2 separate regions of the Homo sapiens genome follow, and region 2 is linked to region 1. A link is an interaction called in ENCODE POLR2A ChIA-PET data of the cell type or tissue named here. Cell type or tissue: HepG2. All regions are shown on one strand.

Region 1 (5,000 bases):
CTATACAATAATGAAAATGGTGCTTCATGGAAGATCAGAAACGAATCACACAGACATCAGGTTGGGCAAGATAGGCCAGAAACTAAAGAGCATGCACATACTGTGTGATTTCATTTACATAAAGGTTAAAAACAGGCACAAGCAATCCAAGGTCTTAGAAGTGAAGCTGGGGGTGCTTTGGGAGGGAGGCACACTCACCTGGTAGGGTGTGAGGAGGGCTCTGGCATGCTGGTAACGCTCTTTGTACTCATCTGGGTGGAATGGCACGGGAGCGTTCACTCTGTAAAATGCTCTGAGTTGTACCCTTACAGATAGTGCATTTTGTGATGTGTTTGTTATATGTCAACAAAAGTTTTTTTGTTTGCTTGTTTGTTTTTTAAATAGAAATAAAGAAGAGGTGAACGTTGGGCTTGGTAGATGGCTCCAGCTCCTGGGCGTGCTTGTGACTGTATTTATGTGGATGGCAGTTCATTTAGCTCAGAAACATCTTCAGCTCTCAATGGAGCCAGGTTTGGCATGGGCAGCAATTTAATAGCTCAATCACAATTGCAATTTCATAGCACCTATGAAGCAGATTCTCTTGCAGAGAAAATAGGGGCCAGCACAGATGGGTGGTTCTCTTTACCAAATTCTTCCAAAATGCACACACTTCGCCCTGGGGCTCCTGTCTCCATGGGTCTTGAAACATCTCTGAAAACCAGCCTGCCCTTCTCTAATGCTTTTTCCCTTGTCCTGCAGACTTGAGAAGGGCTCTGTCTGCTAGATCTTTTGCAAGCCTCTCAGAAGTCAAGACACTCCTGAGCAGTTGCCATTTTTTAAGGCTCCTGGAAATACATACACTCAAGCCTGGAGTATTTCCAGGAATGGAGATATATGTGTGAGTGTGGGTGTGTGTGTATAAAATATATATACACGTGTATATATATATATATGAATATATATATATACACGTGTATATATATAGGTATATATATACACATACACACACATACTTATACAATACAGTGGATTCCTGAACAATGCAGGGATTGGGGCACTGACCCTCCATCCAGTCACAAATCTGCTTATAACTTTTGACTCTTTAAAACTTTAATTACTAATAACCTCTTGTTGACTGGAAGCCTTACTGATAACATAAACAGTTGGTTAACACATATTTTGTACATTATATGTAATAAAACTGTATTCTTATAACAAAGTAAGCTAAAGAAAAGAAAATGTTATTAAGAAAATCATAAGGAAAAGAAAATGTATTTCCTATTCATGAAGTGGAAGTGGATCATCATCAAGGTCTGCATCCTCATTTTCTTCACATTGAGCAGGCTGAGGAGGAGGAGGATGGGTTGGTCTTGCTGTCTCAGGGGTGGCAGAGGCAGAAGAAAATCTGTATATAAGACACACACACAGTCCTCCAAGACAAGGTAATAACAATTATGGTATATTTTAATTTTTCACATTTAACAAATTCATAGTTTTAGCATCGCTGTCTCCCTGTTCACCACGCACACATAAAACACAATGACCGTGTGGATGATCTTATTTAAAGATACAACTAAATCCCTAAATTTGATGCCTTTCTGAAGGTGGGGCAAAGACCAATAACGCATCTTTCCACCACTCACTACTACCCCGTTGCCAATGACAGCCATACGGAAAATGTTTTAATGTACTGCTCACAGCAACCACCTGAGCCCAGCATTCGGGTTCCCATTTCCATGGTGAATAACCAGGACTGTTAAGTGACTTCCTGGGGGTTCGCAGTGGCCTGCCGCAGACCCAGGCCTGGCCGTCTGTCCTCTCCCCTGTGCCTTGTCTTGGAGGCTCACTGTCTCTGGTATGGATCAAGCTGCTCACTCCAGCCCAAGACCCTTCCAGGAATGAGATTTATTTACACACAGCAGCAGTGTTTACAGACAGCAGGATGTGGCCTCTCTGAGTTGTCCTGTGGAAGCAGAATGCTGTCCTGCAGTGTGTAACAAGGGGAGGGGACATTTGGTCACTCCTCACTAAGGGACACCTCTTTTCCTTTCTCTCTAGCCCCTCCAGGATCCAAACACACTGAGCAAGCAAGGGCAGCTGCTTTGGGTTTTGTTCATCTGTTTTTCTTGTATTTTAATCAGTACACTGTAGGGTCGGAAGGGTCCCACCCACGACTGGGAGCTTGAAGATCTTTCCAGGGGCCGCTGGGTGGTTTGCTTCAGCTCATGTGACTCCTCCTATCACATCTGAAAAACTCTGAACTGAGTAAACTCACATTCCATTTAGGTGAGATAGCAAGTTCCAAATGATGAAAACAGTTTGCAAAGAAATGTGCTAGAATATTTTGAAAACAGCTTGTACTTGAAGGAATGCAGGGAGAGTGAGATTAGAGAGAGGGATTGCTTCAATCACTATCAGAAATTCCTGAGCACAATCTTTGGTATATGGGCACTTTTTTTCCTTATAAAAAGAAATGTGACTAAAGAGTGGAGAAAATGCCCCCTCCATTTGTCTTCTTGTGATCCTGCCCACCTCCAAGGTCCAGCTCAGCTATGACCTCCACTTTGGCCTGGATCCCACTCCAGCCTCAAACCTCACTCCTTCCTCTGAACCACTGACTGGCTGTGATATTTCCTTTGATACTTAATCTCATAAGGTTTTATATTGCATCGCTTATCTTCCAATAAGCAGATTGTGAGCTATTACAGTGCTGACAAAGATCAAATTAAGGCTGAGTCCAGTGGCCTACGCCTGTAATCCCAATGCTTTGGGAGGCCAAGGTAGGAGGATCACCTGAGCCTAGCAGTTCAAGACAAGCCTGGTAACAGAGTGAGACCTCATCTCTACTAAAAATAAAGAAAATTAGCTGGGCATGATGGTGTGTGCCTGTAGTTTCAGAGACGCCAGAAGCTGAGACAGGAGGATTGCTTGGGCCCAGGAGTTCGAGATTGCAGTGAACTATGTTTGCTACCACACTCCAGCCTGGGCAACAGAGCGAGATCTTGTCTCTTAAAAAAAATCACGAATACTATGTAGCCATAAAAAAGGATGAGTTCATGTCCTTTGCAGGGACATGGATGAAGCTGGAAACCATCATTCTCAGCAAACTAACACAGGAACAGAAAACCAAACACCGCATGTTCTCACTCATAAGTAGGAGTTGAACAATGAGAACACATGGACACAGGGAAGGGAATATCACACATCGGGGCCTGTCAGGGGGTGAGGGGCTAGGGGAGGGATAGCATTAGGAGAAATACCTAATGTAGATGGCGGGTTGATGGGTGCAGCAAACCACCATGGCACGTGTATACCTATGTAACAAACCTGCACGTTCTGCACATGTATCCCAGAACTTGAAGTATAATTTAAAAAAAAAAAAAGAAAAAAAATCAAACTGATGTTTGATGCCATAAATATTTGGTCAATATATATTAATTTTATATGTATAATTGTGTGCATTTCAAAGAAGAAATTTTAAAAATCCTAATTAAAATGGCTTTGGCTTCGAGGAACAGAAATCCCTGACTCCAACGTCCTTGTCAGTTAGAGATGTATAATCACATATGACAAGATGTTCCAAGGTGGTGCAGCTCCAAGTTTGGCTCACCTGATAACTCAACAACGTCTTTGGGGACCAGAGATCTACTCTTTCTGCTCTGCTGACTTCCACAGGTTGGATTGGTCTTCAGGACAGTTGCCCTCACGGTGGTAAGTTGGCTGTGCAATTCCAGATATCTCATCTAAAACAAAAAAATCCAGAAGAAAAAGGACTGCCTCTTTCTTGTGTATTTTTTAATTGTGCAAAACTCTTTCTCAGAAGCCCTCCAGTAAACTGAGAGGGGAGGAGATGGGAGGCAGGAGGATCACTTGAGGCCAGGAGTTCAAGACCAGCTTAGTCAACATAGCAAGACCCTATCTCTTAGAAAATAAAGGTAGGGGGTGGTAGGGGGAAATGACAAATATTGGCAAAGATGTAGAGAAATTAGAATCTTTTTTTATTGCTGGTGGGTATGTAAAATGGTCCAACCACTGTGGAAAACAATTTATCAATTTCTTAAAAGATTAAACAGAATTACCATATGACCCCAAAATTCCACTCCTAGGAATATGTGCAAATAAATTAAAATTAGAGACTGGGACAGATACTTGTACACCAGCAACAGTATTCACAAAAGCCGTAAAGCCACTGATGGATGAATGGATAAATAAAATGTGGTATGTCTGTCCAATGGAATACTATTCAGTCACAAAGAGGAATTAAACTTTGATATATGCTAAAACATTGATTAACATTAAGGAATAATGCTAAGTGAAATATGCCAGTCACAGAAAGACAAATACTGTATGATTCCACTTACATGAGGTACCTAGAGTAGGTAATTTCATAGAGACAGGAAGAAGAGGGGTTATCACAAGCTAGGAGGAAAGAGTTGGGAGCTATTATTTAATGGGTACAACATTTTTGTTGGGTAGAATGAAAAGGTTTTGGAATATAGATGGTGCTGATGGCTGCACAACAATATGAATGTGTGTAATGCCACTGAAGTGCACACTCACGAATGGTTAAAATGATAAACATTATGTTAGGAATATATTACCACAGTAAAAAATATAATGTCTGCCACATGAGTCTGCTTCTTTTCTTAGCTTCAAAGGTTATGGTGTTCTGAGTTTATTCTCTACTTAACCCGTTTTGCTTTGTTTTGTTTTGTCCTGTTGATTTGATTTTGTTGCAGCCATCACGATTTACACGTGACATTACAGGACAGACTTGTGGATGTGTCTGTTACACCTTCAGTAAGGGTCCTTCCATTTGGCAGAGGATTGCACAGATCCCAGAGGGGAACCATACTGACATAAAGGAGGAGCTTTCATCAGCTTAGCGTCAAAATGAGGAACATGCTGATTTTTTGTTACGCTTAAGGAAAACAAAAACAAAAAAATCCCCAAAAACCCGACAGTTGTCTGGTGTCGACTTCTTTTGCCTTTACTTTTGTATGTGTGTGCTTCATAAAAAA
Region 2 (5,000 bases), 100 kb after region 1:
CTCCAGCTGCCCCCACACTGCCTTTCTCAGAAGCTTTCCTTGCACCCTCCCCAGGCAGAGTCGACCCCCTTCGAGCCTCCATTGTGTCTCCTGCACACCTGAACTTCCCAAACTGGGTTGGATGCTCTCCTCGAGTTTCCTGTAGCTCCTATGCTCACAAGGATCGTGGCACTGTGGGGTAATTGCTCCAGTGCTGCCTGCTTCCTTCTTAGATTCAAACTCCTTAAAGGAAAAAGCAGGTCTTACTGAAAATTAAAGTCCCAGCTCTTGCATAATGCTGGGCACACAGCTGGAGTCCTGAAGAATTTGCTGGATAGAGGAATGAATAAACGTAGCCCTTAAGCAGTGAGTTCCTGTCTCTCTCCTTCCTTAGTAAATCAGGTCATTGGGAGCATTTATCTTTGTGTCTCTGGTGCCCGTGCAGAAGCTGGCCCTTCACAGGCAGGCAAAGGTGTGTTTCACTCACTTGTTCTGACTATTCCTGAATTTGGATAACTCGTAGTCCCATGTCTCTCTGAGATTCTAACAGGACCCAGGGACAACCTATGGGAAGACAGGGGTAGTGTGGGAGTGGGGTTTCTTGGAAGCCCACCTTGCTGGGATGAGTGACTCAGGTTCTCCCAACTTTGAAGTTCAGGGCCCAGCTGCAGGCGGCCCCCATCCCGCCCTGCGCTAGAGGGCGTGTGTTGGGTGGAGGGGGCACACATGCCAAGGAGGGGCGGTGAACATTGGGTGCTTGGGAGATGGAAGGGTCAGCACAGTGCAGACATAAAAAACCAAATGGCAGAGCCCAGGAGAGAGCATTTGGTGGCAGGTGACACTCACGAGGATCAGAGTCTCAGCCCACTTGGCTCAGGTGCTCCGACCAGCCCCTCTGCTGACCCTGGCTCCGAGCCCTGTGACCTGGCAGTGACTTTCCTCTTCTTAGAAAAAGGAGGAGGGTGGCTAATTGAAAACAAACCAACTGCTTCTCCTCTTTCCTCAGCCCTCAGGAAAAGCATGTAATCATCTCCAGGATTTAGAGATCTTTTTCTTCTAAAGTCAAGGGAAACTTGTTGTTCACTCCAGCCATCTTATTGCTCCTGAATTGTGTGGTCTGAATCCTTGTCTGCTGGAAGCTTTGGACAACACACTGATCAGAGCACTAAGTTTGGAGTCCAAGCCGTGGTTCCCTGTGCCTCAGTTCTCCCACCCAGAAAGCAGTTGATCCCTTGGTCCAAGTGGCAATGATGCCCAACAGAACTTTCTGTGGTGCTATCCAGTATGAAAACACTCGCCACATGTGACTTTGCAGGATGGCTAGTGCAACAGAGGACCTAATCTTTAATTAAATTGACTCATTAATATTTGACTAACTGGACTGCACAGCTGTAAGGTTGAACCTGCTCTGACGTTACATCCCATTCCCACAAGCACACCCTTTGTCTCTCTAATTCTCATAGCCACTTTCTCCACAGAGGGATAACTTGGATTATATAGTCTATGTGAAGCCTTTAAATATGGGACATGGGTCAGAAAGGGCAGAATGCAGTGTCAGAAAGACAGCTTTCTTTGAAAGTAAAAGACAAAACTGAAAATGATGCACTGGGGAGGAGAGCCTTCCGCCCACCCCCTCTTCCCTTTCGTAATCCTGCAGAGACCACACGGTGTTGCAAATCAAAGTCTGCTCTCTGGCCAGATGCAGATAGGAGCAAAACTTTCATCTCTTTTCTTGCTTCTACATAGTGCTCCTTTTTGAACCTAACACCCTCCCAGCCTGCCCCTTGGATCTGTTCTAATAGCAGTGATTGGAGCTGTTGTGCTAGGACAGGTGGCTCCATGAGACAGGAGCTACCACGGTGCAGTGAGGACACCTGGGAGCGCCCAGAGCTCCGGGACACATAGGCTGAGAGCTGTGCTCTGGTGCCCATCATCCCTGCAGGCACTGCCGGCTCGGTCCCACCCAGCCCACCCCAGGGCTGCACAGGGTCCCTGTCCTGGGACACTGGTTTTCTACCCTCAGGCATGTTTGCTGATTCTCCCAGACCCTGGCCAGTATTTTTCTCCCAAAAGCCTTCCTGGCATACCCAGCTGGCACTGCCCTCTCCTTTCTTGGACCCTGCTGTGCAGCAACGTTTCAGAGTCATTCTGCACCTTCAGTTCTGCACTAGAGTCATTCTCCAAATATTTCTGTGCTATCTCAGCTAGATCAGAGCCTCCCTATAAGCAGAGGTTGAGTCATCTATTTCTTTTTTATCCACTTGTGGCACCAAGCTCAGACTTTGCTCTGCACTACTTACTCACCCAGTGCTTACTGACTGATTTATTGACCCAGAACCATGGCGAGAATGCAGTCAAGCTATTACCGTGAACTTCACAATGCAGGCACGTGAGCTAAGGTGACAGGGGTTGAACCCAGATTGCTCGCTGGGGCTTTTGTTCTTGCTCTGACTCTACTACCAGCTCAGGTATCAGAACACGCTACCCTATTCCCAGGGGCCCCTGTTTGGTTCAGACCGCACAGTCCCTGCTTTGCAGGGCTTCAGGGACCACACCAAGGAAGGCCACTGTGAACATCATAAATGGCACGCTGAATGGCACTCATTGTTAGTATAAAGTGCAGGTACGTTCTGTACAGTGAGATTAGACGGGTTACTCAGAGCCAGCAGCCGGGACACACCTGTTCTTTTTCTCTGCATCAAAAATCCCTCTTTTCTCTGCACACATTTCTTCTCTCCCAATTTCCACGAGGTGGCTAAGGGCCTTCCTGGACATTTCTTAGACTTCTTAGAAACTCATCTAGAAACTCCCTGATGGGTTTCTAAAATTATAAATTCACTGGCACTCAGCAAATCTACATTTTACATAAGAGAAAGTCAGCCTAGAATAAAAACTTGCCTTTTAAAAGCCAGCTTTTCTGCCACCACTTCCATCCCTCTAGACTGCTGTCTCTTGCCATAGATTCTCCCTCTGGACCCTTCTGGATGTCTGCCTCACCATGGAGCAGCCCTTGGACCCTCAGGCTGACTGAATGACTCATACCTGGGTCAGCCCTCTTAGAGGGACTGCTCCATGCCACTGCATAAACAGAAGAAAAGGTCGGGCGTGGTGGCTCACACCTGTAATCCCAGCACTTTGGGAGGCTGAGGTGGGTGGATCACGAGGTCAGGAGTTCAAGACCAGATTGGCCAACATGGTGAAACCTCATCTCTACTAAAAATACAAAAATCAGCCAGGTGTAGTGGCATGTGCCTATAATCTCAGCTACTCAGGAGGCTGAGGCAGGAGAATCGCTTGAACCTGGGAGGCAGAGGTTGCAGTGAGCTGACATCGTACCATTGCACTCTAGCCCAGGGGACATAATGAGACTCTGTCCCACACCCCACCCCACCCCCCAAAAAAACCCAAAAAGCAAAAAACAAACAAACAAACAAACAAAAAACAGAAGAAAACACCACAGTGGAAAGGCCTGTGAAAGGAAAATAAAATCTCGGGACTCCAAACTCACTATGCCAAAGGGAAAAGTTAAGCTTGGAAACTGAGTCATGCAAAAACTCCCTTCCTTTTGTTCCAAGACAGCTGTAATTTCGCAGGCTGACTTTCTCTTATGTAAAATGTAGATTTGCTGAGTGCCAGACTAATGCTTAATTGACTCCTCCGCTTTCTTTTCAGGTGTAAAATGTAGATTCACAGAGCCTCACAAGAATTGTAACCACTTGTCTCATTGCCTACCCTCCCTCCTTTTATTTTTCCTTTTTCTTCCCCTCCTGATTGCTCTTTCCCCTTTAAACACTGAGGTTCCCAAAACTCTATCTGGAAAAAGCATAGGATACAGATTCTACTGTGATTTATGTTTCTTTTTCTCTGGTGCCTCCTCAACCTTGGCAAAATAAGCCTCGAAATCAATTGAGATCTGTCTCAGTCACTGTGGTTTACAGACCCAACTCCTGCACTTAGGTAGTCAGGAGAGCCGACAGCACAGATTAGGGGCCTCCTTAGCTGATTTCGGTGACCACACCCATACCAATTCTCTGACTCCAACACAGCCTGGTTCGCAAGACTTCATTATCCTGTTGCAGACTTCTCAGCCACAATTGACACAGGCCAATGGGGCCTAAAGTTCTCCTTAGTTTTTCTGAAAGTATTAAGAAAGTTTGTGTAGAAAGGTAATGCACACAATTTCTGCATTTCTGCCCTGCAGTAAGGCTCAGAGCTTATGATGTTTAATTGTATGTGTCAACTTGACTGGGATAAGGGATGTCCAAAGAGCTGGTGAAACATTATTTCTAGGTGTGTCTGTAAAGGGTTTCCAGAAGAGACAGCATTTGAATCAGCCAGAGCAAAGAAGATCTCTCTCTCTCCATGTGGGAAGGCATCATCCAATCCAATGAGGGTCCATATGGAACAAGAAGGTGGAGGAAGGGTGAATTCTTTCTCTTCTGAAGCTGGGATGTCCATCTTCTATGGTATTCAGACATTGGAGCCCCTGGTTGTCCCTCAAACTCCCCTCAGGCCTTCAGCCTCCAGTTAGAGCTACACCATCAGCTCCCCTCGTTCTTAGGCATTTGAACTTGGACTGAATTACACTACTGGCTTTCCTGGTTCTCCAGCTTGCATACCGTGGGACTTCTCAGGCTCTATAACTGTGTGAGCCAATTTCCATAGTAAATCTGTTCTTTCATATATATACATATCTCCTACTGGGTCTGTTTCTCTGGAGAAGCCTGACAAATACAGACGTATCTGTTCAGAACCACTTTTAATATCCCTTTATAAAAATCCTTCAGTTGCTACTTTGAATAATTAGCTGCTTTTGATGGGGATCATGATAATTCTCTTAAGTCATTTTTTTCTTTACTTTTTCTGATTAACTCCAAGTGCTGTACTACTACATGCTTTTCAAACTGGAGTACCCACAGCCCCATTTCTGGGCAGGAAGGATGCAAAACAGCAGAATAATGGTGTGTCTTCCTGGAGCATCAATTTCATTACAAGATTTGGAAGAAATGAAGTCAAGTAAT

What was found. Peaks named below come from ENCODE experiments on the same cell type or tissue, not always from the same donor. Only the 100,000 strongest peaks of a DNase experiment are listed, where the experiment ranks them.
Region 2: POLR2A ChIA-PET joins it to region 1 with 12 read pairs; 2 of 35 experiments call an interaction of 5 or more read pairs at or near these places.

The regions. Positions count from the first base shown.
Region 1 is chr1:228,961,585-228,966,584 of GRCh38, reverse strand. LOC105373143 (a long non-coding RNA gene) reads right to left here. Exons shown (of 3, transcript XR_949234.2): 2 at 3,590-3,722; 3 at 1,288-1,384. Among named protein-coding and RNA genes, the nearest start is that of LINC02815, 190 kb to the left of the region's middle. In HepG2, no CTCF peak of the experiment used is centred here; DNase peaks (open chromatin) are centred at 1,974 and 2,234; H3K4me3 peaks cover 759 bases.
Region 2 is chr1:228,858,595-228,863,594 of GRCh38, reverse strand. No RefSeq gene overlaps it. Among named protein-coding and RNA genes, the nearest start is that of RHOU, 130 kb to the right of the region's middle. In HepG2, no CTCF peak of the experiment used is centred here; DNase peaks (open chromatin) are centred at 2,304 and 3,004.